2 separate regions of the Homo sapiens genome follow, and region 1 is linked to region 2. A link is an interaction called in ENCODE POLR2A ChIA-PET data of the cell type or tissue named here. Cell type or tissue: GM12878. All regions are shown on one strand. Links, peaks and the distances in the headings refer to the core of each region. The heading gives the core; the rest is flanking DNA.

Region 1 (16,543 bases), core at 5,411-10,410, 73 kb after region 2:
CATTTGTCACACTCTAATCTTTCCTTTGATCCCAGCTGGCCTATGTAACAGGTAGGATGATTCATATATCTCCACTGAGCATCACCTGCAACCTCCCACAGGTCCCCAGCTAAATATAACTCACCTGTCTTCTGCTTCTAGGCCTCTCTTTCAACAGTGCCATGTATCTGCTGCATTCTCTGCAGTTTTCATTTCTGACCCAACTGGAACCTCCCATTGACCTCTGACCTCTGAGGCTTTATGCTCTCTCAGTCCTGATTACTGATGGACGTTGTTTGCAACATGCCTGTCCAGGGCTCGAGCGCCCATTGGGCTGTCTCCTTGGGCTGTTTGAGATACCACTTTTATCATTTTCTCAACAGACTTAGAAAAAGTGTATTTTATCCACGACACATGTAAAGTCTGGACGCTAATGAGGTAAAAGTGAAGAAATCATGGGACTGGGGTGGAGAGAACGTAACAGATTGAATATCATCAAAATAGGAGCACGAAGCACAGTGGGGACTGGGAAGGAGAGATGTGGGGACAGGTATGTAAATGGAAGTTTCAGGCGCGTGTTTTTGACAGTGATAGATGAAAACATACATCAAGTACTGCCTTCCAGTTTGTCCCTCTTTGGGTACAAATGTCTACAAAACCTTGGATAAGTTCTTGTTGCTGGTAGGGCCATGGCAGTGGTGAAGCAAGCAAGGCACTTAGGGCACAACATCTAAGATTAAATAATGACTTGTAATTGTCTGAGACCTAGTGAGCTCTTAAAAAATGTTGGTTCTCTTAATGCTTCTGTCTTGGGAATAACTGCTTATTAAAATTGAGGTTAATTAAATTGAAATTATTGTATGAATAAAATAGAACACGAAGACCTTTGTCCAAAACCATGTGTAATTGCACAGGAAAATGAGCACTGCATTTGGAGCCATGAATGTTGGGTTCAAGTCTTAAATTGATCACACCCTGCATCATTTATACACTTTAAATCAGCTTCATTTTCTATAAAATTATGCATGTAGCGAGTCTGTTCCTCAGAATTATTTCATTAATGATCCTGTCGTCAAGGCTGCTGATAAAAAATTGTTTTTATTTATTTATTTATTTGAGACAGAGTTAGCTTCTGTTACCCAGGCTGGAGTGCAGTGGTGCAATTTTGGCTCACTGCAACCTTCACCTCCCAGGCTCAAGCGATTCTCATGTCTCAGCTTCTCAATAGCTGGGCACGTGTCACCACGCCCGGCTAACTTTTGTATTTTTAGTAGAGATGGGGGTTTCACCACATTGGCCAGGCTGGTCTTGAATTCCTGGCCTCAAGTGATTCGCCCGCCTCGGCCTCCCAAAAGATGGAATTTATGCAAGAGCTACTGTGCCTGGCCAGAGAAAAGAATGTTTAGATCTCTTTGTAGTAAGATTTGTGAAATGACTTTGAGTCACAATTGTCACAGAAATTTGTGAGCATCTTTCTGAAATAGATTGTTCATCACAAAAATTTATGATCATTAGCAACTCAACCCAAGCTGAGACCAACTTTGAGGTGGCTGCAAACTCTTTAAAGCATGTTTGTTTAGAAAGTCTTTAAGACTAAGATGAGTTTCTGTGTAGCAATAGTTTGCTGATACATGGTCCTTTAAATTCTGCTTCATCTCCTATTAACTCTAAGATTTCCCTAGTTCTCCTGGGTCCAAAGTCATTTCTCCTTCTTCTAAATATCTCTGGTATATAACATTTGCACCACCAACGGACAATTAATGCATATATTTTTATATCCCTAATCTGCTAGTAATTGCCCTGTTTAAGAGAATCTTGTACCACTTTAATCCCATAATTCCTTATGCAGCTCAGGAGATATATAAATATTTATTCCTTTGATTAGTATACTTTTTGTTCAAATCCCACGTGATTTTTATTGTTAAAAAGTTGGCTGGGCGCAATGGCTCACGCCTGTAATCCCAGCACTTTGGGAAGCCGAGGTGGGCGGATCACAAGGTCAGGAGATCGAGACCATCCTGGCTAATATGGTGAAACCCCATCTCTACTAAAAATACAAAAAAATTAGCCAGGCCGGGTGGTGGGCGCCTGTAGTCCCAGCTACTTGGGAGGCTGAGGCAGGAGAATGGTGTGAACCCGGGAGCCGGAGCTTGCAGTGAGCCGAGATGGAGCCACTGCACTCCAGCCTGGGCAACAGAGCAAGACTCCGTCTCAATAAATAAATAAATAAAAAATAAAAATAGGAAGTTGGCATTATATATGTTCTGCAGTACTAGCTCTTAACAATTCTGATTTAATTAAATTAGGATGAGGCCTAGGCATTGCTATCTAATAAAAGTTTCCCAAGAGATTATGATGTATATGAAGGATTAAGAATCACTGTTTTCAGGTTGGCTCAGAATGGATTAAGTCTTTAGAAGACTTATTTTTTAAGTTGATTTTGCCATGTTCACATACTCCAGGTAGAAATTATCTCCTGCCCTTTCATAATCTGCTCAGTTTGTTGTTGTTTTTGTTGTTTGTTGATGTCCTTCTGCTCTAGCTGTTTTTCTTATCTCATTCCTGTTCCCAAGAATTGCTGTATAAACCCCTTGGTTCCCTTTACTTTAAATACAAACAAATCCTTTAAAACCAAATTGATTCATCAGAGGAAAAAGATAGCACCAAATGGAATGTTGGTATTTTTGTAACTTCTAAGTGAACAATCCATTTTAAATGATTAATTCCATTATACTGCAATTTACATCTAGTGCTAATGAAATAAAATTAGTTTCAACATCGATTCAACCCTCTTCCCTCTCTCACATGATCTCATTAGCCTCATTGTGAATGTTTTGCTGCAATAATTTTTCTGCCATACCAGCTGCACCATTACTGGATTGTTATTATTGATTACTGAAAATCCAGATGTAAGAAAGAGGAATGGGCAGGGAGTTGATTACTATGATCAGTTTGAAGTTTAAGTGGGAGAGAAGTCATCCACAAGGTATCTATTCTCTTCATATATTTTCTAGAGGAAAGGGTGGGTTTCTGACACCAAGTATATTAAAAAGCCCTTATATAGATGCAGGTTCTAAAACAGTTTTCAGGGATGTGGCTTAGAGAATGTCTTAGTCTATGTGTTGCTATAACACACTACCTGAGGCTGGGTAATTTTTAAAGAAAAGAGATTGATTTGGCTCATAAGTCTGGTGACTTAAAAGTCTAAGATTGGGCAGCTGCATCTGGCAAGGGTCTCAGGCTGCTTCCACTAATGGGAAAAACAAAAGTAGGGGGATGTATGAAAAGAGATCATATGTCAAGAGAGAGAAACCTAGGAAGGCAGACTCATTTTAGCAACCTGCTCACAGGAGAACTAATCATTCTCATGAGAGCAACAATGCACTCACCCCTTGAGAGGGCATTAAGCTATTCATGAGGGTTGCATGCCCAAGACCAGGCCCCACCTCTTAACACTACCACACTGGGGATCAAGTTTCAACATAAATTTTGGCAGGAACAAACCACAATCAAACCATAACAGAGGCCTTGATTTATTACATAAAATAATGATGTTACATAGGATAAGTACATTTCAGTATTTATAGTACTTTTTCATCTACAATCCTGGATGATCTTCATGAAAAACCTAAGAAATCAGAAATATAAACACTTAGCCATACTCTATTAATGGAGAAACTATAAATCGGAGGACTTGTGTAATTGACATTTGGCTCCTTGGTGGTAGAGAGGTGACCAGACTTCTCCTGTCCCCAGTATCTCTAAAAGCAGGAATGAGAAACAAGGATGGGAGCTTTGGGGAAACCTAACTGGTATGTTAACTTATGCAGTAGGGACAGATAATTCTATGTGAGAAACAGCTATGTCTCTAATATACTCCCTAATATTAAAATGGAAAATATGGCCAGGAGCGGTGGCTCACGCCTGTAATCCCAGCACTTTGGGAGGCCAAGGCGGGCAGATCATGAGGTCAGAACATTGAGACCATCCTGGTTAACACGGTGAAACCCCATCTCTACTAAAATACAAAAAATTAGCCAGACATGGTGGCACGTGCCTGTAGTCTCAGCCACTTGGGAGGCTGAGGCAAGAGAATCGCTTGAACCTGGGAGGTGGAGGTTGCAGTGAGCCGAGATCTCACCATTGCACTCCAGCCTGGGTGACAGAGCGAGACTCTGTCTCAAAAAAAAAAAAAAAACCAAAATAGAAAATATGACCCCTAGATGCCACACTAAATATGCCACGGTGTCAGACATGCCAACATGTAAGGTACCCAGTGCCTGGTCCAGAGAGACACCTCAACCAATAGTGTTGAATAAATAAATCATTTCCTCTCATAAAGACACAATTTAAAACCAATTCCCCCGATGGAGCACGTTATATTAAACCATACTAAACACATATAAAATGTGTCTGTAACATTAGGCAATAAGTCCCCTAGTAAAAGTCCGAGGGACTATGGCATGACACAGATATATTTTGACCGTCAGGTGAGGAGCAGACTCAAAGGCTTTTATTTTAGGAGGGCAGAGTTAGAGAAATGTTGAAACACAGTGCCTTTCAATATTCAAAAATGCAGAATGGAAGAAAGTGGGTGCACCAGCCAGTACCACTCAAGAAGAGATATGAGGCCAATATTTTCTGTTTCACTATTTCTCAGAGAGTCATATCTCCACAGCATATAATAGTGGAGAGAATACTGACTGCAATCACAGATGCAAAATTCCTTTCATCTTTGTTTTAGCTGAGTGATGTTGAAATCTTGTTTAATGTTTCTGAGTCTCTGTGTTTTCATTAGAAAAAAGTCAGGAAATTTTGTAACAAATGATCAAGTCCACTAATAGATTTTTTTAATCGGCCTAGAATATAATACTAAAAAAATTTGCCCTATTTCCTCTTCTTCATCTCTTTCCTCTAGTAACTATTAGAATCCTCAAATCCTCTAGGTTTTAAAGCACTTATTTTTGTGAGTGGTTAAAAATTCAGAAAGAGAAATCCTACTACAGAAGGTCAAATCTTGTCTTCATCACTTATAACTGTCATCTTGGGCAAGCAATCTAATCGCTCTTTATTCCAAGAATTCCAGGAACTCATCATTTATAAAAGGGTATCTACTAAATCGGGTTACAGTAAAACATATATGAAAAAATATAGGGAAGGTCTCTGTGCATAACTTATTGCAAGTGCTCAGTGAGCCCTGCCGGTCCCTGCCTTGTCTTACAGGGACTGAAGCACCCGTCTACCTTCACTCCATCTTGTTGACGAGGCTCTCCTTTTTTTTTTTTTTTTTTTTTAATTATTATACTTTAAGTTTTAGGGTACATGTGCACAATGTGCAGGTTTGTTACATATGTATACATGTGCCATGCTGGTGCGCTGCCCCACTAACTCGTCATCTAGCATTAGGTATATCTCCCAATGCTATCCCTCCCACCTCCCCCCACCCCACCACAGTCCCCAGAGTGTGATATTCCCCTTCCTGTGTCCATGTGATCTCATTGTTCAATTCCCACCTATGAGTGAGAATATGCGGTGTTTGGTTTTTTGTTCTTGCAATAGTTTACTGAGAATGATGATTTCCAATTTCATCCATGTCCCTACAAAGGACATGAACTCATCATTTTTTATGGCTGCATAGTATTCCATGGTGTATATGTGCCACATTTTCTTAATCCAGTCTATCATTGTTGGACATTTGGCTTGGTTCCAAGTCTTTGCTATTGTGAATAAAGCTGCAGTAAACATATGTGTGCATGTGTCTTTATAGCAGCATGATTTATAGTCCTTTGGGTATATACCCAGTAATGGGATGGCTAGGTCAAATGGTATTTCTAGTTCTAGATCCCTGAGGAATCGCCGCACTGACTTCCACAATGGTTGAACTAGTGAACTAGTTTACAGTCCCACCAACTTGATAGTGTGCTAGTGATCTGTGGGACACCCGGTTTGGCTAGTGCCCTTTTCCTGCAGCAGAATGCCTTTTTCTCTGTCTGCTAGCATCACTGGCCCTCTCAGTGCCTCTTCATGGAGCGAGATCCTCCCACTGGGCATCTTTGCTTCAGGCAAGCGAGCCCAGCCAGGTGCTTTTAGGGTTTTTGGGAGTTCCCAGGTGATGGTCACCCTTACAGCTGTTGGCAAGATGAAGTTGCATACTTAACCTTACTCTGGTTTGCATATGTAGGATAAAATAAGCTCATTGAGCTTTAAAAGTATTGTGATGATTATATTTTAAAATAGAAATAATTTGATTTGAAATCTGACATTCACACTTCTCTTTTCCAGATATTCTCAAATGAAACATAGGTTCATTTCAGTATTGATGATCTATATCAAATCATCACATAAGACCTGTCTGAAGTCAAATAACATATTAAATCTATTTTATTTTAAAGTAGAGTTTTTTAAACACATGCTTAGCTATTCAATGTTTTTAAGCTAAACCAATTCTTATGAGAATGGCAAAATTGCAGATGGCAAGTATTATTGCTAACATTATATTAGTCAATCAACCCCTTGGTTACAATGGTTTTTAAAAATTCTTCCACACCTGCATTTTATTTTGTTTTCAAGCACACTTCAGCATATATGCACACCATCCTAAAATCCCAGAAAACTTCCCTTTTGTACCCATTTGAAAAGTACTTAATCTCTCCTCTTATTTCCAGATTCCTACCAAAGGTAGGGTTAGTGACTGGATTAGAGGAGAGCATAGAGGATTTGTCACCTGCTTCAGTCTTTGCTCCTTTCCTTGTTAGCTGTTTGACCTTGGATACTCTCCTGAGCCTTGCTGAGCCTCCGATCCCTGGCAACTGGCTCTGAAGCTTAGCTACCACGGCATGTGGAAGGGCCCAGCCCTCACTGGGGCCCTTAGAAAATTCAAGAAGAAAGAAGACAATAATATATTTTTTGGGGAGTAGCAGCAGATCCTGGATATTCATTTTCTTTTCTTAGTACTCAGCAATAGCCCCAAAGAAAGAATAATTTCTCACCAAATAATACAATATGAGTTAATCAGTTTTTTTTCCCATTCAGCTGGAATTCTGTGTACTAAAGGTATTTACACTGAATTTTCATTTGGACTAAAAGCTTGAGATTGGTAGTCATCTGTGCTTTTGATGAGTAAAGTTAATTTTTATGTTTTAAAGCGGCCATATTGCCTAAATCTTGACAGTCCTATAGGAAAAATAATAACAGGGAAACTTGGTGCTAAAATGTAAGCTCCTAACCCAAAACTAAGGCTTTAACATTTAGAATGTGTGGCCACATCATGCTATGAAATAAATAGAATTTTTGTCTCAGTTATTCTTCATTCTTCTGGTCAACAGGGGAAACACAAATAATTTATGGGAGAATTAGCTTTACCCTCTTCATCAGAACAATGCTACCAAATGACTATTTTCACCTTCCTATTTCCAACCTTTCATTATCATATGTTCTCTTACCTTATTCTCTTAGCACTCTTAAGGGTTTACAGGCAAGAATTGCAACAAATAAGGAAACTGAGATCCGAGAAAGCTAAGAGAATCACATGAGATGAGAGAATTATTAAGTGACTAGTCTTGAGCCAAATTAGGGTCCTGATTTGCCAAGGATCGTTCTAGTTCACACGTATTACCTCAACATAATTATTAAATGATTCCCCTTAACTCTCAAAAAAGAATTTGACTGATTCCTTGGTCACTCTAAGTAGAACACACATTTCCTTAGCCCCAGTCCTGTGCCCTTTCCACTGCATGAAGCTGGGCTTAAATGTATCTGCTCCTTCAGAAAACTAACATCCTGTTTCAGTCCGTGTCTCACTACTTTTGCTGCTTCAGAGCAGAGTGGAGATAAACCGTAGGTGTAGTCAATGCCATCTCTGCACTAATAAAGCTTCTGTTTCCCGGTCAGCTTCCTGCAGGGCAAGAGCTCCTTTTCAAATTACGATCAAGAGCATTAATTTATCAGACATCATGCTGAATATGCCCTGAAGTTTGGTTTGTTTTTTCTATCATTACATCTCCCCAGAGTTGCAGTCAAGAAAAGTCTAAATTATTACTGTAATTATATAAAAAGATCAAAGAACTGGCATTAATTTCTACTTAGTGGACAGTTTAATAGTTCAACCAAATTCCATTAAATCTGATATCATCATTAATAAATATCAACATTTTTATCTAACATTCAAAGAGTTTCACTTTGTCTTTGTGTTTCCTTCAAAATTTGAATTTAAATTTAAACCATCTGTTCCTTTTGAACACAACACATCACACTTACCTGTCCAGCCTGAACGTTGCAAGTTGCCTATGAGATCACTCTAGGTCTCATTAGCATCAGGCTCATGAATGCACACAGTGAAGAGCTGGCAGTGTGAAATGGAACCCAGCAAGCTAGTCTTCAGTTTGGTTAGTAAAATAAAGCACAACTAAATATAAAACCTCTTGCACGTAGATAGCTCTTCATGGCTTTTTGTTGTTTTTGTTTTGAATTTGTTTTGTAAAGCCTAGCAGCTTTGTGATATAAACAGGCCAGGTGTTATCAAAAGTCTGTAGATCTAGAAATGAGGCTCATTCACTTTGGTTCATTCACTCTTCTCTTTTTTTTTTCCTTTTTTCTGTCCACCACCATTCTTCCTGAAGTTCCAGTTTGTCCATTGAGGTTTTCAGTATTTCTTCTAACTGGACAATTTTCCCACCCTCATCATCCCAGAGCTGTAGTCAGCTGGCTCTCAAGGACTCCCCATCAGTGCAGGCGTCCCTGCAGATGACCTCCTAGTATGGCCAGGAATCCCTAAGAAGACCTAGTCGCCTACAAATGAGGGGCCTGCCTGCAGATACATAAATACAGGCCTTGTCGAGCACATGGGCAGACGGCCTGCCCAGAGCCAGCCTTCTCTTGGCACTAAGAATATCAGGTAATTACAAAATGTTGCCTCTTAGCCTCCCAAAGCTTTCAGCCTACTTGGGAAAGCAAGCATTAAGAAAATAAGTTCAAGGCCAGGCACAGTAGTTCACTCCTGTAATCCCAGCATTTTGGGAAGCTGAGGCAGGAGGACCACTTAAGCTCAGGAATTCCAGACTAGCCCTGGCAATATAGCAAGATCTTGCCTCCATAAATAAATAAATAAGCCAGGCATGTTGTCACATGCCCTCAATCCCAGCTACTTGGGGGACTGAGGTGGGAAGATAACTTGAGCCGGAGAGATCGAGGCTGCAGTGAGGCCTGATCATGCCATTGCACTTTAGCCTGGGTGACAGACCCAGACCCTGTCTCAAAAAAAAAAAAAAAAGAAAAGAAAAAAAAGAAAAAGAAAATAAGTAAATAAGTTCAAGTGTGAAGTGATTCACCTGTTCTTATAAAATGACAGAAGCTGGTGGCCTACAGTTTGTAGAGTTGGGATGTCTGCCTCTTTGAAGAAATGACAGTTAAGCTGAGATATGAATAGAAATAAGAGTTGGTCAAGAAATACAAGTCAAGCTTATGATGACTCTTACAGAAGCAATTTTAATAATAAGATACACTGACTCTTTCTCAGTTGAATCTTTGGAATATCATCTTTGTCACTCACAACACCTTGATATTTTTCACCCAGCTTCATTTCAGGGTCTCTAACATAGCCCTCATGTCATAGATTCTACTAAGTGTCAGCTCATTCCCTGAGAGATGAGCCACAGTTCCAGTGTTTTTTGTTTGTTTGTTTTTGTTTTTGTTTTTTTCGGATTCCAGTTTTGTTCAGAGTAATAAGGGGTAAGTGACTTAAGAGGCAAATACCACTGAAGTATGAGCTGTGAAAATATCCCAAAGAAACACAGGGCAGGCTGGGGTGATACAGCACATCAGAAAGGCACAGATATGAGTTCTCCAAGACTAGCTGTGTTTGCAGCAAGATTCTGTGGCCTCAGGAATCCTGGTTGGGGACCCCAAGCTGACCTGCAAAGCCAACACTGATGACTGCCCAGGGCTGCCAGACAGAACAGTCTATGTTATCACAGCAAAGGAGCTCAGGGATAAAAGACCGAAGGAAGGTTTCAGCAGGAGTCCTGTAGATGACCAGGAAGGCTTGTGGGAGGGGAAAAGAGAGACGCATAAAGGGCCCCCCGACTTTGGGGATGCAGCAATCTGGGATTCAGTTCCATGTGTTACTCCCTTGCTGGGCAATGTAAACTAGTCTCTAGGTCATGCAGAGCCTTAATATATGAACTAAGACTGCAAACTGTAGCACTTAGAGACAGTGCACATATGGCAATGAACATCCATCTTGGCACTTGATAGTGTGCAGTAAGAAATAGATATTTTTATTATCGACAGTTGTTAGAAACCAGACTGGGTTTAAGATACGTTCAGACAGGGATGGGTGCACAAAGAACACACAGCAGATGCTGTCTGGAATTGGTGGGGCAGCAAGCTGGGAAGACAGAAAAGCAACCTGTATCAGGGCTCTTCTCTCCCTGAAAAGGTACAAGAGGAGCAGAGGAGAGAATGCATGCATGGCAGGGCCCCGGGAACCCGGACTCAGGCCAGAGCAGCACCAAGGATAAGTTGGGCTCAGCAGCAGCAGCAGCAGCAGCAGCAACAGCAGCAGCAGCAGCAACAGCAGCAGCAGCAGCAGCAGCAGCAGCAGCAGCAAAGCTTTTTTGATGTGGTGACAGTGAATCCTACAGATCCAGTGCCCGGGATTCTGCAGCCACCACCGCAGTCCTCATGACTGGTGACTTTCCCTCTGCTTTAGGCACCAGCTGGTCTGAGGAGACAAGGCAGTAATTAGAATAATTAGGACAAATCATCACAGTGAATTAATGAATCACCAGCCTCCCCCTGGCACGATGGAAGGGTTCAACAAAGAGTGTAACTCCTGGAAATGCCATGGACAATAAATATTCCTGAACTTCTGTGGCACTGCCCGTGTCCAGGGGACAGTTCATTAGGAGGAAAACAACTTTCCCTGTTCCAGATTTGGCTGATCTGGCCAATTTGAACACATGTTTAACTGAATTTTTATTAAGATAAGATCCTGGGGGTTAGACCATGTGACAACATGAAAGCATTACAAATGCAATTATTAAGGTGGAGCCACATGCAAATGATCTTTCTCTAAAAAGAGAGAAAAAGTAAAAACACTACAGGGTTCATTTTCCTTTACTCTGGTTCCTGAACTACAGGCAGGATTTTGGCATTTCAGCAGACAGTCATTGTGATGTGTGACCGTATTTCATTCACCAGGAATCAGCGGGTACAAAGCACTGAGTTTCATATGACGCACATACTGTGATATAGACACTATGCTAAACATGTGACATAAAGGGGTTTTGGTATTTAATACTCACAATAATTATATAAAATATATGTTATTATCTCCAGATTACATAAGAGAAAACTAAAAGTTAGATCGATTATGTACCCTGCCTGAGGTTGCACAGAGAGGAAATGATGGATGAGACTCCCGTCAAGAGTCCACTTCTCTGCCTATTTTCTTCTTAACGTGACTCCACAAGTCGCTATTATAGTAGCTTTGTCTTGTTGAGAATTGCTTCTCTGCTCTGCAGCACTTTCCTGAAAAATAAAGCCTGATTAGCTGAGATTGACGTGTAAGGTAAAATGTAAAAGACTTTGCATTCAATGATTGTACATACCCTCTACTGTGCCAGAGTGTCCCTCAAATTTGCTCTTCTGTTCTTTGAATTCTGAAACTGAATGCATTTTGAGTTGCTGGTGTTCATTCAGAAAATTAATTTGGAAGGAACAAACAAGAAACTTTATTTTCCAGGTGTGTAGCTGTCATCAGTAATGTTCTGGACAAACATCTGTAATATCACCAATGGCAGAAGACCAGCATGGAAGAAATAACCTTCAGATTGGTGCAATCATTGCTCTGAGTCTTCTAGAGCTAACAAATAATAGACATTTGCAAGATGGTGGTAAAGTCATCCAGGAGGCATTGAGGAAGGTTGACGCAGATAATATTTCCTCAAGAGGATGGGCCCAGGCTCTGTGATCTAGCCAACACAGGTGCATGAAAAACAAGTTTAAAAAAATTACTTCAGGTTCCTAATGACTTTGGAGAAATGGGATAATTACCCATCATACCATTTCTGTCAAAACCCAATGACTTTGAGATTGGATGATGGCACCCATGTATTCTTATCTTTCAGACAAGAAGAACTACCATTCAACACATTTCCTCATTTAAATATCATAACACAGTTAGAAGACAGACAATATTTATTCCCATTATGAGGAAAAAAAGAAAAATTGAGTCTTGCAGACAGTAGGCAAAACTAAGAGGGTCACAGTCAAATACTAATAGAACTGGGATTCACAACTGTCTTTAAGGACAGAATTTCAGGCATCTGAAAATGACTATATGTATATGTTTGTTTATGTACACGTGTATGTACATGTATGTATACATAAATGCATATACTTTGAAGAGTGGAATAATTTCAGTGCTCTTCAAATCACTCCACATTTTTATGTTTAAGTATATAATGTCACCTCCTTACTACAGTCTTGAAATGTAACTTTTTAAAATGATATCTTAAAACTGTAAAGGAGTGGTAGGCTAGAAATCCTATTAGCCAAGTCTCTTATTTTATTAAAAAAAAAAAAAAAAAAAGGACTCAAAGCCCCAAGGGCTGTGCCGAATTGCACAGGACTCACAGAAAGCTAGTACCTGAGCCAGAAATTTCACCAGGGGTCTTCTGTGCCAATCACAGCCTTTATCCTGCTTTTAGTCCTCGGCCTCATCGGTGGCAAAGCATTCAGACACTACACACACACACCCCAAGGGGAAGAAAAGCTATTTTTCGTCCCAGATTGCATTTCCTTTTCTGAAACCTCCACTAACTCTTCTCCTGGAACGCCCAGGTATTCACTCTATTAGCATCCTCTCTGAAGAAACAGAAAAGGTGATTAGAAACAAAGGAAGAAAAGCTAGGGAAACTCCTACTCCCGCCTGCCGCTTTGAATGCCACTCCGATGTCCTCCACTTTCTTTACATATTCCCCTGCGCTGCGTGCCTATTGTGAGCACTAATGAACCTGCAGCCGGCCTCCAGGAGAGCGCTGCAGACGCACCTGGCGCCCAGAGAGGCGGACCAGGCTGCCCCAAAGGGAGCAGCCAGATGCAGGAGGAGGAGGCTTCCCAGAGAAGACTTCCACTGCCGGCTTCTTTTCTTCTGTCTTCCGAAGGAAAAAAAAAAGAAGTCAGGGAGGAATTCAATAACAACTCAGCCAAACACCAAGACAGCCACAAAAGAATAGCCTCTTCCAGAAGGTGGGATGAATAGCGAAGCATCCAAGGGAGGCCACCGGCGCTCCTCGGGCGCTCTGAGCGGCCCCTTACACAGGGCGATCTGCATTCCTAAGAATTAGAAGATTCTAGTGCGGTCCACAGGCTCCGTGCCCATTCCCCTCTGACACTTTCTTTGTTCTGCTTTAGGAATTTGTTAAGTTTGGGCTTATGTTCCTGCTGGAGGAGCAACGCTGGCACCTGAATTACAGCCCGATGGCGGGGGATGAGCTGAGTGCTGAGCCTCCGCGAGGGAAGCGCTGTTCAAGCTGCTGGTTGACTTTTCCTGGGGCTGGGGGATCCACCTTCACCAGTCAGCAGAAGTTAGACCGCCTCACAGGCACTCTGTGTTGCTCTCAGTGCTGGAGGCCAGGACCTGAGGGCCGAGGACAGAGCTTGGACAGAGAGGACCGCAGCCTGGGTTTCCCTTGGCCACTGGGAGCACTGGCATCCTTGGCCAAGTTACTGCTTCCCTTTGACGCTCAGCTTCCTCCTGTGTTAATATTTATTTGGTCTGAGGCAGTGCTCTCAGATATGAAACCCATCTCCAAAGAAAATTTTACAAGGAAGCCCTATTTGTAGAACAAATAGAAACTACTCTAATTAAAGCAGCTGGAAGATGAGTAGGGTGTTAGACCGAGGAATTTTAATATTTGTTATACTTAACATCTGGAAACCAATCGTTTCAAGTATAATTCTTGATTACTTACTTTGGCTGAAGCTGCTCACAAAAAAACAAGATATTCTCTGACCACCTAATGAAAACACTCTGCCCCCGGGAGCTCTCTGTGCCTTACACTGACGTACTTTTCCTTCTACTGTTTATCGCCTCTGATGCTATATTATGAATTTATTTGCTTATGTCCTTATTGTATATTTTTCTCATTAGACGCACACTCCATCAGGATCAGGGTTCTTTTCGTTTTATTTGCCATTATATTTCTAGCACTCAAAATAACGCCTGGCACATAATAAATACTTGTTGAATATATGTCTGGATTTCCCAGAATTTAATTGGAATTCTCATGTTCCCCCAAACTTGTATACATGTAGGGCCACCTCAAAGTCTGAGCGGTGAGATGAGTGTTCCCTTGCTCAAGAGTTATTTTCTCTGGGGGAAAAAAATTGAGATGTTTAATTCCTAAGAAGTGCAAATTCTACATATTTTGCTGTACCAAAAATAATCACCCTCTTCATAAAAATTTCAAAGGCACAAGGAGGACCTCAGCATGCATTCCAGAAAAAAAGGCTGAAAAGGGTAGAGCAGCAGAGGCTGGTGCCATACAGTCGACCCATGAGCACTGTGTATGTATGGCCAGGGAGCTCCAGGACACCACTCATCAACTAGAGAGCTCTATAATCAGCAGCAGAGAGCAGGCAGCCTCAGGCTTCAGACTCCTAAAAGTTTTGACTGCATCCCAGGAAATGTCTGAAAATTTGAACAAGTGTGAATTACTGGGTTATTAACACAATTCTTCACAATGGTTCAGGTGCCCTTAGAAGACTTTCGGCCCCTCTTAGGGATGGTGCTAGCCTTTCCCTCTGGAGGAGAATTGCGCAGCGGAAGGAGGCCAGGCTTGGGCTTTAGAGTTGTGTTAAAACTCAGTTCAAATCTACTACTCACTGATTCTGGGAACTTCGAATTTCTATGTCTTACATGTAAAATAAGGTTAGACATAGCTCTCTAATAGGAGTTTGTAATAATTGCAGATACTGTTTATAAAACATCCACCATAGTGCAGAACACAGAGCATTATTATTTTCCACCACTATGACTATAGTTGATGCAATATTAAAAGGTAAGATGCATATATTAACTTCAGTCAACATAAAGAGACATTCTGTGTGGCTACATTACAGCATAAAGCAAGGATGAAGCATAAACCTTCTGAAAATCCAGTGTTTATTAACATAGCTAAGATAAATGGCACTGCCCACAATATACAAAATAAGGGAAAAACATTTAATCTCTCTGTTTCTTTCTGTCTTTTACTTTACTTTTCAAATTGATGGAAAAAGTTCTTTCCACTTTGTTTAAAGTAATTCAATTCAGATACGAGGTCTCAATATATGACTCTGACTTTAACACATTCCAAATTCTTTTCAAATGTATTTTAAATATAAAAAATGTAACCAAACAAAATGTTTTCACTCATAATTTAGTTTCAAGATGGTAGCCTGAATCACAAGGTATAATTCACGGTCCTTCTATAGTATTTGGCAATATGCTTTAGAAGGAAATATGCTCAATGTTTAAAATCTTGGGCTCTGGAGAAGAAAATTCCCAGAACTGTCACTTCTGAGCTGACTGAATTTGGCCCAACTGTAAAATGGTTCTAATAGCCTCTATCTCTTGGGGATGCTATGAGGATGAATTTAAATATGCATATAAAACATTTTTAATAGAACTTGACACATTATAAGCCTTCAAAGAATGTTTTCTGCTGTAATTTTTTATTATTTTGTTTTTATCATCAAAAGTTATAAAGCAGATATTGAAAAATGTCACATCTTTAAAACCCCTCACAGAAAGCAATAATTTTTTTTTTTTTCCTAAGGGTAATGTGGACCTTTGACTCATGCCAGTTGAGCAGAATACTGTTTGTTCCAAACACTATCAAATTTCTCAAAATTGATCTTCAAAGATTTAAAGCAGAGTGGTGTCTACATAATAATGAATATCTACAAACAAAAGAAAATATTAATGATGTATACAGATGTTCCCAAACATATGAGTTGCTTTCTTAAAAATAATCCTGTACTTCTTTAGTGTACAAAGACTTAGATATTTTAATTTCTTAGATCTAGTAAACATAACAATCATTATACTCAAGATGAGTTTACCCAAAATGCACATTTCTCAAATAAAGTCAAAACTATACATGATACTTAAGCAATCAAAAGTTTCATAATTAATTAAAGAAAGATCCAGGGACATAGAACAAAATTTGGTTAAAGGTGAAAAATCTTTTAGTGCTTTGTCAATTCTCATTATCAGGACTTTTTTCTCTGACTTTTTTCCTCTGTCCTGTAGACATCATCCTTCCAAAACCAAGAGAGCCACAATCCTTGTCTCTGAATTGAATAATCATTCTATTCTGTTGCTTTTCCAAACTTCTCCAGATCACAGAAGTTTGGAGTTAGAAGCGCTCTTACCCAGGGGGTGTCTAGCATGGCGGTTCAGGAAATGCACTGTGGAAGCCTATAGACTTGGCTTTAGAATAAGTTTGGCCATTTATGAACTCTAGTTCTCTTCGCACAAGTTACCAAATGTCATCAAGCTTCACTTGCCCCAACT
Region 2 (16,543 bases), core at 2,271-7,270:
ATGCAATTTGCTTTGATAAACTTACAATTTCAGCTTCATGCTGCTCTTTTGGGGGAAATCATGAGACTCCTACAAGAGCTGGTAAACAGAGCTGCAACTTGTCAAAAGGACTAGCATTTGAAAAATTAGAATTACAGTAATTGGATACATCTATTTTTAAAGGCGCCTGTGAAAATAATCTCCTAATACTATTTAACTCAAAAGATTTTAATGTCTCAGTTCTGGTGCTCCTGGTCTACCATGCAGAGCCAAATATATATCCAAGACAGAGAAACAGGGAACTCCTGGAGAAAATTTGAAGAGAATAATTAGCAGCCTGCACCTGGGGGTTGCAGAGGGTGATTCACGGTAAAGGAGTCACACGGTGCCTAAACGCCACCTTGACACTCCTAAAATAGTGAGAATAAGACATGATGAACATAGCAATGGGGTGATCATTTTCCTTCCCATGTCTAACTTTGTTTGTTTCATATTTCTTTCATTTGGAACTTCCTCTTAAAAATACACAGATTTTAAATATATTTTACTACTTAGAAAAATTAAATTATAAAATGTTATAAATTATAAAATACTAAAAATCTTTTCACATTGGCCCTTGAGGTATTTTTCTTGATTATTCTTGTCTATATAGTTGGTTTTTTTTTCTATTAGTAGTGCTGAAATAAGGTATAGCACACCCAAAAATAAAAATAAAAGGCATGCTAAGACATAAAATTTCAAGAGACACTTGATTGTATTAAATCTGAGTACCAGAATCTTCACAGGTAGGAGATTTCTGGCTCAAGAACATTGAATAAAGCCATTCTTTTTTGATGTCTCATTCCAAAAAACTTGCTAAAATCTATAAAAGCAGCAAGAAAATATCAAGAAGAAAGTTCCACCTTCATCACTAACAAGAATATGCCCCAACTCCAAATTTCACACTTGGAAGAATATTTGCCAAATACAGTTATATTGAGGACAAGTGAGGTAGGAGGCTGAAAGACAGGCAGTCTTAACTCAGACCTTAGGCAGGATTTAGATCTCCCTGAAAGGGAGGTTCATGGTGCTCAAATAGCCATGTGATGCCGCAAGGAGGGGTGAGGGGTACCAAGGAAAAGAGGGGAATGTCCACATACAAGACTCCTTTTCAAAACAGGTGGAGGTGAAGGAGGAAGCACTCTCACTTGTCATTGTCTTATTATCAGCCTACCTTCTGGCTAAGAAACTGTTGGAAATGAAATTGGGAAGAGGAAAAATAAGAAAGCAGATGTCATAAGATCCTAACAGAGAGAACTAGTGACTTAAAGAACAATATTGTGAGACACACTGATCCCCTGGGTGAGTCACCTAAAGAGACTTGTTCCAGGACAAGTCCATGATACCCCTCCCAACTCCAATCTTCAGACACCTCTAGTTAATTATCTATCTTTCTGCCAATCTGCCTCCAGGTCTATCTCTGCATCCACATGTCCATCTACATGTTTATCAAATACTAACGGTGACTAATTCCCCTTCATTAGATTGGGATTCATTTCTGCTTTTTCAGTTTTTTTTCCTTGCATCCTCTATATTGCTTAAGTTTATAATTATAAATAAATCACTTTTTAAAATAAAATGTCAAATAAGGAATGGAGCAACCCAATTTTTTATAAAAGAAAATTTGTTCAGGCAAGGTACGAAGGCTCACGTCTGTAATCCCAGCACTTTGGGAGGCTGAGGCGGATGCATCATCTGAGGTCAGGAGTTCAAGGCCAGCCTGGCTAACATGGTGAAACCCCATCTCTACTAAAAACACAAAAATTAGCTGAGCATAGTAGTGGGCTCCTGTAATCTCAGCTATCTGGGAGGCTGAGACAGGAAAATCACTTGAACCCGGGAGGCAGAGATTCCAGTGAGCCGAGATCATGCCACTGCACTCCAGCCTGGGCAACAGAGTGAGACTGTCTCAAAAAAAAAAAAAAAAGTCATTCATTAATGACTTAACAAAGAATTGTTGATGACTGAAGCCACAATTTTATCATAATTTCATAATTTTTAAATCTACTAAATATATGTTATATATACACATAATATATATGCATGTATATACATACATACACAAAAACATACACACAAACATATATACATACAGAGAGACAGAGTTTCCTCTTCCCACTGGTGGTGTAGGCATGATTTCTGTGCTCGCCTAGCCCAGATTCTCCTCATGCTTCAAATTCTGATCCATCACACAGTGATGTTTCCAGTTGGATCCAGAGTCCCGACTAGTAATCGTAGAGCTTTCCTAGTTTTTGGTGTGCTGTGTCTCTTGCACTTCCCATGGGGTAGAATACAACTACAAAATGGGTCTCCAGTTTATTAGGTTAAACATGTATTCCCTCAATGGTACTTTAACCATTCCACTTCAAAAGTGAACTTTATCTTCATCGTTTACTATCACTCAAGCCCAATACTGAGGAAATAACATCCCCATTCCATCTCTGCCTGTGCCACAAATTTCCATCAATCATTTCCCCTTAATTCATAGAATTGTAGAATGTGTGAGTGTAAAGGGAAAGATGAGAGGAATGGGGTAACATTATTAAGCAGTTTTTTAAACACTTCACATGTCACCTTTTACTTAATACTAAAAATAGCCTTTTTGATATAGGTGTTATCGCCTGCATTTAATAGATAAAAAAATTAAAGCTTAAATGGATTAAACAACTTGCACAAGAAGCCCTAGATATTCAGAGTGAGCCTAAGATTGTAAGAGAGACTAAAGATCCCGAAATCTCACTGCCTTCACCACACTGTGCTACCCCAGCCAAGAATATTTTGTTTAACTCTTCATCTAACCCATCAGGAAGCCAAGACTTAGAGGGGATAAGGGTCTTACCCAAGTTCACATGACCAATTAGGGCTAGCACTGAACTGGGTCTCCTGAATCTTGTCTCAGTGATTTTCCATACCCAAGGTTGCCTATTCCCCACAGAAGGTACAGCTAGTGCAACCCTAACCATTCCCCACCACAGAACAAGTGTTTTTACTGAGCCAGAAGGTGTCCCTGTTGCTGGCGTCTCACTCACTCCCTTTGGACCTCTGTTCTGTCTTTTTAATCCACAGGTCATTCTTGTTCTTCTCTATCCATACAGTTCCTGAGTACTGTAGTCACACACAGGTAATAGATTTCTTTTGAGAATCTCACCAGTGCTGCCCAGTAATTGAAGACAGGTGAGAATTAACACTCTTTCATTATTTAGCTTCCAGGAAATTATAAAATTAAGCCCAAGACTGAATTATGCTACAAATGTACACAATTTACAAGTAAGCATGCAGCCTTAATAAAATCCCACTATTCTGTTTTGAGGTTCTGAAAATGTGTTGCATGGAAAGTTCTTTGAAACCAAATGTTACAATATTCTCATTATGTATTTCAGCAAATCAGCTCTTGGAATACTGTGACCAATAACCTTCTAAAGCAACAGCACAACACAAGATTATTTACATATCGAACCTTCCATGTTATCGCTAAGGGTATATGGTGAAATAGACACTAGATTTTAATGTCTGCTCCTTTAAAAGCAGAAAGTGTTTTCAAAATGTTTTACCTTATCCACACACATTGAATATCAAAAATGCACAAAAATGTAAGCACATTTCTAATGCTCATTATTGCTAATCAACAACCTTTCTAATATCTATCAACCCTTATACTTAATTAATATAGCTTCTGATAGTATTTAGTAAGCAAGAAAGCAAAACAACTTGTAGTAGCCAGCCCTGGAGTGTGGATTTTCTGATTAAAAGCTAGCAGATCTGTGTTCACTTCAGCAACACATGTACCAAAAAAAAAAAAAAAAAAAAAAGGAGCAGATCTCCTTGACATGCAATTGAAAGAAACCAATATACGCATGTACACAATATGGCCTAAGATGAAGTAGTTAAAGTAAATTGCTACTGACAAACTTATGGACTCACCATTTCCCTTGACTTGTGATCACTTTGTTCACTTACCTGCCTCTTGTCTGACTTGTTTCTGGGATCATCCTTCACTCTGACCTGTAACAGGTGCTTTCCCAAGACTCTGATCTCAACACTGTACATGCTCCTACTTTGTCCTGACCACCACCTGCTGGGCCTAGGGCTACAGCCTTGGAGGATTTCTGGATTTGTTTGGTCCTGCTTCCTCCCAGCCTCTGCTGTTCACTTTCAGCTCTGTCAAGCACTTTGCTTCCCAAGGGTCTGCATTTTTCTGTCTATTCAGGGCAATGAAGCACCAGACATCAGCCAGGTCTCTAATATCTGCACTTCTCTCCATTCAGGTACAAAACCAGCTTTTAAGGGGAGATCAAGAGTACAAGTTGGTTCAGCTCTTTTCATAATGTGGGCTTCAGTGGGAGTTCCCCTCTCTGACTTTATCATCACCCCCAAACCTAACATCACCACTTCCTTTGCTCTCTTTTGTAAAAGCGAAATTGGGAGCAGTCAATGCTCTGATCTAGTTGTCACCTCTGACTGTAAAACAGAATTCTCAAGATGCAGAATGAAAGATGTAAGGTGGCACTCAGACTGGGTGAAAATGTGCACCAAATAGCAGTGATTCAGTTTTCAAGAAGGAAAGTTTAAGTATCAGCAAATAAAGACAGACCACTCTTCAGGACCAACAAGCTCCTGCAGCTGAGCTGAGAGATCAGCCAGACACGTGGGTAAGCAGGGAGAAGAAGCCCCACCTTTCTAAGCAGCAGCCTCAGCACAGCGCATCGTGACTATGAAGACTACTCTGCAGTACCTTTTAGTTTTTCAGAAGATGCACATCATCAAAGCTTTCGATGTGAATCTCCTTACTATAGACCCATTTTTAAATAATTTCAATTACAAAAAAATGTTGTGCAAACAAAAGATCGCTGCTGGTCTGTATTCCCTGGTATAGCTGGGTCTTTGGAATTCTTGGAGAATCTTAGGTCAGTGACAAGGGTTGAGACATCCTAACTATGGGGGCAGAGCTATGAGCCTCTCTATTTAGGCAATAAAAAATTTCTCATAAGATATGGAACTAAAACTGTTTTATATAAAATCTTTTAAGAATACCTAGCTTTTTCTAAAAAAAAAAACTACCCTATGAAAGACAAAATAGAAGGCACTTCATTTATGATATCTAATGAAATCCACATAGCAACCTAAGAAATAGACTTTAGTATTTCCATTTTACAAATAAACTGAGAAACCCTGAAAGGTATCACGTGTTTTCTCACACCAACAACAAATTCCCCAGTGCTCTGACACCAACTGAGTAACCAAAAATTCAATTTAATTCTGATGCTATCTACCTGGACTGAGCATCAGATGCCACAAATTAAAGGGCTCTATCCCATAGGACTGTCCCCACTTCCAACACCAGTTGCAGTCCTAGGCCACTTAATACTTCTGTCCAACTGACTATAGATCTGGGGTTCCTATGATTCTCTCCTGCTTCTTCAGTTCTATGTACTGGCTTATTTTAAAGGATATAACTCAGAAACAGCCAAACGGAATAGATTCATAAGGCAAGGCATAACACAGTGGGTGACACAGAGCTCCCATGCCCTCTCTAGATGTGCCACCTCTGAACAAATTGACATGTTCACCAACCCCAAAATGTCTCCAAATCTCATTGTTCAAGACTTTTTATAGAGCATAAACTCCAGTTGTCTCACCCTATTTTCTGGAGGTCAGTGGCCATATAGGGCTAGAAGTTCCAGTCTCCTAAATACTTGGTCTTTCTGATGACCACTCCCATCCTGAGGCTATCTAAAGGCTCCACCTGAAGTCACATATCAGCATAAACTCAGGTGTGATGGAAACAGCTTCCTTATGAATAACAAAAGATATTTCTATCACTCAGGAAATTCCAAGCGTTCTAGGAACTGGGTGCCAGGAATTCAGAACAAAGACCAAATATATCTGTGTATTATACCAAAGTAAATGACTTTTCCAACATGATACAAATATGCCATACTATAATTTAAACAAAGATGAATTTGGGTTTATGGTCTCAACCCAAGGATTGACTCACTAACCTGGTTATTAAAGTAATATTTGCCATTGATATTTTCTCAATCAATAATTACTACCATGCTCCAATATCTGCCCATTTTACTATGATTCCACAGAGGTCTTTAGATATTCCTATCAGGCCTGAACTGGAAGGAAGGAACATGATGATAAAACCATTGTTTCGATTACCCCAGCTGAATCTACACATATGAAAAGTTGGGAGAGGTCATTTCCATTTTGTCCCTTTGATTGGAATCTTTCTTTTTCTCACTAGGATCTAGTGTGAAATGGTGTCTGGTTTATTTACTTACTTTAATGTGAGACATTTATCCAAATGTCAGAGTGTTCCCTGAAGGCAGGAAGGATTCCTAAGGGCTCAGTCACTTGAATGAATTCAATAATCTTTATGATAAAGTGTTGATGAAGTGACCAGCATTTATGTTTCACAGCAAAAGACAACTTTGAAAAGAGAGGAAAAAGTCAACACTGAAACCAGAGTGCTGAATTTTCAATGGTGCTATTTCAGTCACCCTTGGGAAACACGTTTTAGGGAGGCCACACTTTACCTGGACATCTAAATCATTTCAGTGGGGTTGGGGTAAGGGTTTCCTTCTTGCGTCCAGTGATGCTGTTATTTCACCTAGTAGAAAAGAGGAAGCAAAGGGAGTGTAAGAGAACATTCTGAGCACAAGATGGGGACTCTGGTGTTTTTAAAGAGAACTGAGTATATTGTGTGATTTCCTAGAAAGATAATTTGAATATGAGTCAGAGGAACTGGGTTTCAGCTCAAGTTCTTCCCATGAGCTACTATATGACCTTTCATAAGCATGCAGTTTCTCTCTATTGAGTGACATAAGTATAATAGCTACATTGATTGAAATAACAACAACAATTTTCCTATCACTTTGCATGTGTGATCTTATTAAGCTTAAGGATAATCATGAAAATTATCCTTCTCTCTATTTTATGTGGGATACTGCCCTAGAATTAAACAAACGTCAACTACAAATCGATAATCTTTCCAAACATTCGGCTTCTCATTAAGTGTGGTCCAATTCTTCAGGTTATTCTGTCAACAAAAAGAGTCGAACTCTGTAAAATATTTGAAGAGATTTATTCTGAGCAAAATATGAGTGACCATGGTCCGTGACACAGCCCTCAGGAGGTCCTGAGAACATGTGTCCAAGGTTGTCGGGGCGCAGCTTGGTTTATACATTTTAGAAAGGCATGAGATATAAATCAAATACCTTAAAAAATACATTTGTTTGTTCTAGAAAGGCAGGACAACTCAAAACTGGGTAGGGGAGTTGGGGGAGGCTTCTCAGCTATAGGTGAATTCAAACATTTTCTGGTTGACAATTGGTTGAGTTTGTCTAAAGACCTGGGATCCTTAGAAAGGGAATGTTCAGGGTAAGATAAAAGACTGTGGAGGCCAAAGTTTTTTGAAGTCTTATTGTGGCTGCCTTTAGAGACAATAGATGGCAAATTGTTTCCTATTCAAATCTTAGTTAATCTTAAAGAGGTTTCTTTAGGATTGGAAGCATCTGAAAGAAAAAGATCTAGCTATGTTAATAGAGATTCTTTACAGATGAAACATTTTCCTCCACAAAGAACAGCTTTGCAGGGCCATTTCAAAATATGGCAAAGAAATATGTTTCATGGTAAAATATTTTTATTTTTCTTCCTTGTCTTGTAATTTATGGCCAGAGTCAGGTTGGAAAGTAAGTCAAAATATATAGAGTTAAATAAAACCCATAGGATGAGAACTTAAGATTTGTAGGGCATGACCCCCCTAGGACCCTTAAATAGGAATTTGGGCAAGATAAAAAAAATCAGAGCATAGTTCTCAAATCTCTTTCCTCCCTCATCTTCACAAAGTTCATTGTGTTAGCAGCAGCAAATCTGGCGGATCTGCAGCAACTTGATTCTTCCCTCCTTGGAGGAAAGATTTCAGGTGAGAGGCATAGGGCAGAGAGAGAGACTGAGGCAAGTTTTAGACAGGAACGAAAGGAAGTATACTTGGAAGGGGGCCAAGTGGACATTTAAGAGATCTAAGTGTGCTGTTTGGCCCTTGACTTGTGGTTTTACACATTGGCTTGGTTCCAGTGTTTGCATTTCTCCTCCCTTGATTTTTCCTTGGGAGGGGCTATCCTCATGTTCAGTGGCCTGCCAGCATGTGGGAGGGGCCGCATGCCCAGTGGTTTACTGATGTTGTGGGCATGCTCACTTGAGGCGTTCTTCCTTTACCAGCCAAGTGTTCCTAGAGGAAGGTCATATACCAGTTAAACTGCCATTTTGCCTCTTAGTGCACATGTCTGAACACACTTGCCCAACTCCTGAGATCTTATCAGGAAGCAGCAGATCACCAACTTCAAGTACTTTCTATCTTTTGGGAGACAGACTTTCCTTAGCACTGGCTGTGACCAATTTTTATTTTAGAGAGACAGTTTAACAACTGCCTGACCATCACCTGATGGTCACTTGACATTCCTGGGTTGGAAGGCACCTCTCCTGCCCTGCTCATGTCTGCCTAACTATCTAACAATTTTATTCCCACTAAATTTGTTTTCCGTGAGAGCTATTACGATGTTATGAAATGAATGAATAAGAGCAGTTTGATAAAACACATAGTAAAGATCTACTATCTTCATTGACCACTATGATTTCCAATACTGCCTGAAGTAATTATCTTTAAGTAAACCCTAAGTTCCACAATGCCAGGGACTGTCTATCTATCTACCTATAATATATTCTTATATCTAAACATGTCTTTGTTTAGCCCAGGGGTAAAAACAGAGTAAGTGCCTCTCAAAATTTTTTGTTCAATTTTGATTTTCTGACACAACTCAAATATTTTGTCCAATTCAGTGGCAGAAACTCTCCAGTGCGTCCCTAATTCTCCCCTGTGCTTCTCATTCTTCGTACTTCCCCACTGGCCTATTCCCAGGCTCACTGGGCTCCTTCCTACAGTTTTTCTAGAACCTAATGGGTGCCAGTGACCCCAGAGCTTGGGACAGATATGTGCAAGAACGGTGCATCACACCAAGCAGGCCGGACAGGTGCACTTTCCTGCAGCTTTTAGCACAGACTAGAATACCTGAGGTAAAATGTCCCAAATGGAAATAAATTACTTAAATAATCAATGAACAAGGGCAGGTATTAATAACTTCACATGATATAAGGGCCATTTGTGGTCTACAGCTTAAGTCTCTTTCTTAGCTCATTTATTCCGTAGGAGATGTCATAGCAATGTTAAAATATGCTTCCATTCAAAGTAATTAAGCAAACACACACAGGCACTTAAGGAATAATGAGACTTAAACAGTAATGTTCATATTTTTTCCTGGTGATTTCAACAGCCATCATCCATACATATTTATGTTACTAAGAGGCATTTGGAGGCAGCCTTGGAATGTCTACTTCATTCTTCATTCATTTGCTCATTAGAAAATAACGGCTGAGAGAAAGAGAAAAAGAGAGAGAGAGAGACTGAGAAAAGAGAGCCTATGCCTTGTGGAGTGATAGAGTAGATGCAAAGACGAATAGCTGAATTGAGCCTCTGTCTCCAATCCACATGTCCTCAACTCCCAGCCCCTCCCCCCATACTCTCTTCTCCCACCACACTGAATTGCTTCCAATTTCCTGTGCTTTGACCAGCCACAAAGACATTGCACTGCTATTTCAGCCTCATTCCTCAGTGTGTGCGTGGTTCCTGTTCCTACCCCCCACCCCTTTCTATCCCTGGCCTGCTGCCTCTGGAGAGTAACTGCTAACCTTTCAGGGCACCAGGTAAAGTGATCTGCTAGAGTCTGAGTCTCCTCACTTCTCATCCAGATAAACCGCATCTCTTCCAGGGATTCACAGACATTAGCTGACTCTTGAACCATCGCCGCAGTGTGTGTGTCCACTAATCTGGATTTTCCATTACATTGTGAATTACTTGAGGGCAGTAACCATGTTTTATTCTTTTGTTTGTTTTGATCCTTTTTACTCTGGGACCTTGCCATGGCTCTTAGCACATGGGGCATGCTCAACACAATATATATTGAATGAATAAAGGGTGGAATAATTAAGAAACTCCTAGTGTAATGCTGTAGAGACAGAGGTAAACCAATAAACAGAATACAGTATCACAAGCTCATGGGCACCCATGGAACTGGGATGCACCCATAGTGTTAGGGAGGGCTTCACCCAGCTCTCAGGAGCAGGCTCAAAATTGGTTTCTGCCCAGCAGAAAGTGCAACATGAAATAAAATGCAGGAGGAGAGGGTCATTTCACAGAGGGAAGCTTGTGTAGCTTGACGAGAGTAAGGAGAGATTGCACAGGGGATGTTTCTGCTACCTGGCCTGGGGCAACACACACTACATCAAAATGTGAGGATAGGATGGAAAAGAAAGGCGCAGTACATTGGAGAGAAAAGCAGAGGAATGCTGGAGTATGGCAGAGGGGCAGCCGAATATACCTCCCTGAAATATGAAGGGTTGAGCTGAAGGCAAGTTGAAGCAGATACAAGAAACTCTCTGCCCTCCCTGTGTTTGCCTAAAAACAAGACACAGATTTACAAAGGTAAAGGGTATCCTGACCTCCCTTGGGGAGAACAAAGGTTAACTACTGAAGACAGCTTTAGATTCTTACCATCTGGAGAGGAATCTTTGTTGACAACATTTGCTAACCAGACTTTATCTATCAGTTATTTGCCTTCCCACAAGTTACCCTGGCTGGAAACTCCAGGTCCCTTTCCTTTTTCTTGTCACTTCTCTATAAATTTACTCCTCACCAACAAAGAACACTTTGTCGAAGATGCTCTATAAGCTGACATTCAAAGCCACCTCTTTGAGAACTACTCATTCTCTGGGTGTCTCCCATATATATGAAATAATATGCTAATGAATGTCTGTTATTCTCTTATTAATCAGTATGTGTATCAGGGGTCCTTTCCGACTTAATGCCTATGATAGTTGAAAAAAAAATCCCCAGTAGGGGAAACTAGACAGAACTTAAGCCACACATGTGTGTCCTAAGACAGAGGATAAGAAAAGTCCTTAGTATCCATGGAGATTTTCCCTGGATTAATTAAAGCTAAGAAGATTTCCAAGAAACTACCTAGGATTTCTTCCTGCATGAATCAACTAAGCCCCATGCCTCTATACCTGGGACAGGCTGGCACCTGGAGTATAAGGTTAATGTTAAGAATATAAGGCAGTGGCTTTGGGACAAGAAACCTACTACTCACTCCTTTACAGTTTTACAGAGAGGAAATTGTACTCGCTCAGACATTACCTATGCCTGGACATGAGCACAACAGCCAAAGAGAAACTGGAAAATACAAACAAAAACAAAAACAAAAACAAAAACAAAACCCTACTTTCTCTTAGTACTTGGGCCAGACCTTGATTACAACACCATGGCCATCTGGAGCAGATCTCTTCCCATCAGTACTCAAGGCTAAGGTTCAGGAATCAATGTAAAGCATTCTACTTGTCACCCTTGAATCTAGAAGAGCTATAAGTTGGTGCAAAAGTGATTGCGGTTTTTGCCATTTAAAGTAATGCCATTACTACATAATGGTTTTGCCATTACTTTAAATGGCAAAAACTGCAGTTACTTTTGCACCAACCTAGTAGATACACAAACTGTTTCCTAGACAAACGGCCAGTGGACATGTTAGTCAGAGACCTTGTCCCAGCAGGTCTGGAATCTGGAGCAGAGAGTGCCCATTTGGCTGCACTCTGCACAGATGGGGCCCCCATTCTGGCTTTTCTCATGGAGCCCAAAACTGCAAGAAGCCTGGGGAGAGACACACGCAGGAAGTGAACGTGGAGGTTGGGCACCTGCTTTTTCTGCAGCCTAGTGAAACATCACCCAGAAATTTAGGCTCTGTCCACACAGATTAGGAGTCCTTACTCTCTTTGGGAGCTGTGACCACAAGAACAGTTAAAAGGCCAGGGAGCATTTCTTCATGTTTCTTTCCCTAAGGACAGAGACAGGACAATGGGGCAAAGAAGAAAGACGTCTTTTTTGCCAAAACTTGAGAGTATCCTTTGGGGAAGTACGTAGTTTTCCAATACTTATTTTCCTGAAATGTAGAATAGGGAAAATAAACAAAATTTTCTTACTAAGTGGTTGAGAAGATTAGAGTAGATAATGTACTGAAGAATTAATTATAATATAAAGTTAATCAGCATTAATTTTGTGCTAACATAAAGCTATACCTCAAGTCGGTGCCTCAGACTGGCATTGGCCCTTCTCTCTGACTGCCAAGTGGTGATATTTTGTGAGCAAGTTTTAACATGTGGTCTTTTGGTTCCCTAACTTCTGCAGTGTCCATCCCGAAGTCTTGCATAGACCCTTTTCCCACAGTGTTTTCTGTGCCATAGAAACCATGCCAGCTCTGTTCTGATGCCACAATGATTCAGGAGTGCTAGGGTGGGGGAAATTCGTAGAGAGAGAAAATTAACTTTCAAGTTTTATTATCAATTAATGTTTATAAAGCATAACCTGGGTGAAAACAAATGGGTTAAAAAAACAAAATATGGAATTCTTACCTATGAAGTCAGCAGCACAAGCTTGCAGGGCTGGAGAACACACACTCAGAATATAAATGGACATCAAGAAACAGGACAAAGAGGCATAAGATCTGCATAACAGAGCAATGGCCACACTTGCTGAAATAAAGCCAAAGCACTTAGATGATTATGATAGGATTATAATCTCTAAAATGGCAAAGCCCCCCTGTCTTCTGTTTGCGGCTAGTTAAATCAGGAGCACTGTGCCCTGTCTTGGGAGCACCATGGCTAACCAACAGTGTGGTCATGAACAGCCATCACAGTGCAAGGTCCAGAAAACTGGGCTATGTGAGAACCCAGGGCCACCTAGCCCAGTAAAGGAGCCTCTGAGGAACCCAGGTCATGCTCTTCAACCATAGAGTGCCATGTAGATGAGAGACCATACCCTTTCCCCGTTTCAGTAGGGGCAGAGCTGGATTCAATGGCTAGATTCATGGGGGAAAAAAATGCAGCTCACGTGTTAGAAAGAACATATTAATAGCTTTGGCAGTCCAATAATGGAATGGCTAGCTTATAAAATTATGGTCTTCACACCATACAAAATGGGCATGTAGCCATATTGGGGGGCACATTTCCATAAATCTTAACCATTGAATGTTACATGTTCCCTAAGAGAGGAAAAATACCTGAAAATGGTTCTAATAGAGGAGAGGAGGGAGCTTGAGTGAAAGGAACAGAAACACACAAGGGAGGAACCCATTAAGGCCCCATATGTTTTTTTAAAAAAATGGAAAAAAACGGTAGAAAAAGAAAAGGTTAATTTACTGCCATTTGTTATCCCTCAAATATACTAAGAATCTATTATGTACAAACACACATTTAGTTGGACACTGTGGGAAATACATTAAATAAATTAGCCAGAATGCAGTTTTCATAAAACTTACAACCCAATAGAAGAAAACATAGTCATAAATAATATTATCAGGTAAAAAGTGACTTAAATGTGAAGCACAGAAAGCCTTCTGAGAATGACTTTAAATAAAAATGGACAAATCAGCCTATGTTTTCCTTGTAATTAAGAAATGAGATAAAATTAAGGTATTTTAAATCAATTGCTTCTTATTCATAAAAAAAAGTAGGTCAAAAAGTTTGAATCAGAGAAATGAGAAAGAAAAATTTAAGAAAAATAAATTTTCGCCCTATTTCTCCCATTTTATAAGCATTATTGATTCTCGGGTTTGGATTAGACACCCAAGAACATATTTGTGAAGTTATTCCAAATGTTTCCACATCAAGGTCATTTTCTTAAAAAAAAAAAAAAATCAATAAACCAGGGCCTGTCTCTTTCACTCAGGCTGGAGTGCAGTGCCATCATCTTGGCTCATTGTTCAACCTCTACCTCCTAGGCTCAAGCAATCCTCCTACTTCAGCCTCCTCAGTAGCTCAGACTTGGACCACCACACTCAGCTAATTTTTTTTATTTTTCGTAGAGGTGGGGTTTCGCCATGTTGCCCAAGCTGGTCTCAAACTCCTGGACTCAAGTGATTCACCCACCTTGGCCTCCCAAAGTGTTGAGATCACAGGGTCATTTTCATTTAACTTAAGTAAGATTGGCTTATTAGAGAAATATTGAAAAAAATTAAATAAGCAAAAGAAAAATGTGTGAAGAACTATAATTACATGAAGTGTATGTTAAAATGTAACCTTTTTCAATGTCTATAAATATAAATGGATATGCATTTACATATATATAACATAAATAATATACAATGTAAATATTAAGCACATTTTTATAGCATGATTCACACACATAGAAATACATTTCTCCATTGATAAAATGCTTTGCGATATCATCTTTAATAACTCATTTCTTTGTTAGGTGCACTATAATACATGTTTTATTGTGATAAAATATACCTAACAAAATTTACCATTTTAACGATTTTTAAGTGCACAGCTCAATGGCATTAAGTACATTGTTGTGCAACTGTAACACATTTTTTAAAACCTTAGTTGTTGGACATTTACTTTGTTTCTAATTTGATATTACAAATAATGCCACAATAAACATACCAATAGTTGTTCATATTTTAAATTATTTTGCTATAAATTTACTTACGTACCAAAGTATATGTGAATGTCAATTTCCACATACTCTTGGAAACTATAAGTATTCACATTACATTTTCTTTATGTATCAGACAGGAAAAACAGCAGTATTTTAATACCATATCAATTTTTATTTATTTATTTTCAAAGAACAATGTTTGACATATTTGCATTTGTAATGAATTACAAGGTGTTTGTCTTAGGAATTGACACCACCTGAGGAAGTCAGAAAGTCATATTGTAAACATTTTTAAACTCTGTCAGTCACACTGATGGGAATCATTAATTTGTCACAGCACAATTTTTTATGTTGCATTGTTTTTCTGTTGGTGTTATACATGAACTCCCATGGGTCTCTGTTGAGGGCTGCCCCCAGGAGGTGTCAATTCCTTGGTGTATGGGCACATCAGCAGAGAGGCTTTCCAAAGCCCTCAGGCACAAAGATGCCGACCCTGGCAGCTGGAAACTGCGAAGCACAGGGAAGGGTTGGAGGGCTGTGGGGATGATGGTACTGATGGTTTCTGTTACAGCCAGGACCAATCTTCTCACCACAGTGAAAAATCATTACCAACGTGTTTCATATTTTCTTTCAAACGTATTTTTACTATAAATACTATACGTGGAATATTGTTGTTTGGGCATTGTTTCCACTCATATTGTTGCAGTCACCGTCTTGTTAAAGTTATTTCCATCATTCTAATGACCACATAGTTCTCTTCTGGATTGCTTTGCTATAGCTCATTTAATGCAGTGTTTGCCCACTGATACATCGCAGTGTGGTAGGAACACTTAATACATAAGCTGCCAAAGTGTGGTCAATTTTTGTTGTAAGTGTGTGCATTTTTATGAAAACTGAGGATCACGCTCTGATAGCAGCATCTGCTGGAAAGAACATGGAGCTGAATATGAGAAAGAGAAAAAAACCTCCCACCCATCCGGTACTAAAGAAAGATCATATATTTATTAAGACACTTGAAGATTTTGCCCAAATAATACAAAAGAAATTCACAGCAAGGATTAAGCTCTTCTCCTTAAGGAGGAACTGAGATAAAAAGTAACCAAACAAAAAGCAAATGAATATGGTATTAACCAATCCCTTCAAAATTTCAATTTTCTAAACTGCAGAGATGCACAAATATGTTGAGCATTGTTAACTTAAACATTTCCTTGCTGCTGCACACTTTTTTCTTTCTATTTGGTCTCAGCTATAGAGTTTAATTAAGTATAACTTCCAGTTTATGGCACATAATTATCATTAGTTCATGGAAGACCTCATTCTCTTTTATTTTCTTTTTGCTTTTCCTGACCCCCAATCCTGTTCTATGTTCCAACACAGACACCCAATCTAATGTGTTTGTTACATGTCTTTGGATTTGTATATAACCTTATAAAAAGAGTGTTGGGTTTTTGTATGTGTTTTAGTATATGTAAATGACATTGTGCCATGGAGCCTATTTGTATGTGCGTGTAACGTGGTAGCATTAAGTAATCTTCATGTGGTCACAGGTACACCTAATTGACTGCTCCTAAGTGCTTGCCACACTGAATACATCAATCATATTTTATGTATTTAGAGATACATAAATGTAGAGATAGCTACAACCAGTAGCTATCACAAACAGTGATAAAAAGAATGAGCTTCACACATGATTTTTCATTAACTTCTTGGGAATATAAACCTAGGAATGGGCTTGTTGGTAACAGGGTGTACACATATGCAATGTAACTTCTGTCAGCTGCTCTCCAGATCAACCTTATCAGTTTGCATCCATTCTGGTCACTGCCACACACACCACTCCATCCATAACAATGCTTGGTATAATTCAAAGCTCTATTTTTTCCTAAGATGCATCTCCTAATATGTATAAGGCAATATCGCAGTTTTCTATTGGTGAGGATGAGTATCTTTTCATATAATTCTAGATATTTAGGT

Evidence for each region. Peaks named below come from ENCODE experiments on the same cell type or tissue, not always from the same donor. Only the 100,000 strongest peaks of a DNase experiment are listed, where the experiment ranks them.
Region 1: POLR2A ChIA-PET joins it to region 2 with 11 read pairs; 2 of 35 experiments call an interaction of 5 or more read pairs at or near these places.

The regions. Positions count from the first base shown.
Region 1 is chr2:122,657,945-122,674,487 of GRCh38, reverse strand. It overlaps LOC107985943 (a long non-coding RNA gene), which reads right to left and starts at 15,271. Exons shown (of 2, transcript XR_001739690.2): 1 at 11,589-15,271; 2 at 9,443-11,508. RefSeq lists an enhancer at 12,635-13,293. In GM12878, for the core only: no CTCF peak of the experiment used is centred there; no DNase peak of the experiment used is centred there.
Region 2 is chr2:122,728,053-122,744,595 of GRCh38, reverse strand. No RefSeq gene overlaps it. Among named protein-coding and RNA genes, the nearest start is that of LINC01826, 340 kb to the left of the region's middle. In GM12878, for the core only: CTCF peaks have their summits at 3,018 and 6,668; DNase peaks (open chromatin) are centred at 4,367 and 6,705; H3K27ac peaks cover 319 bases.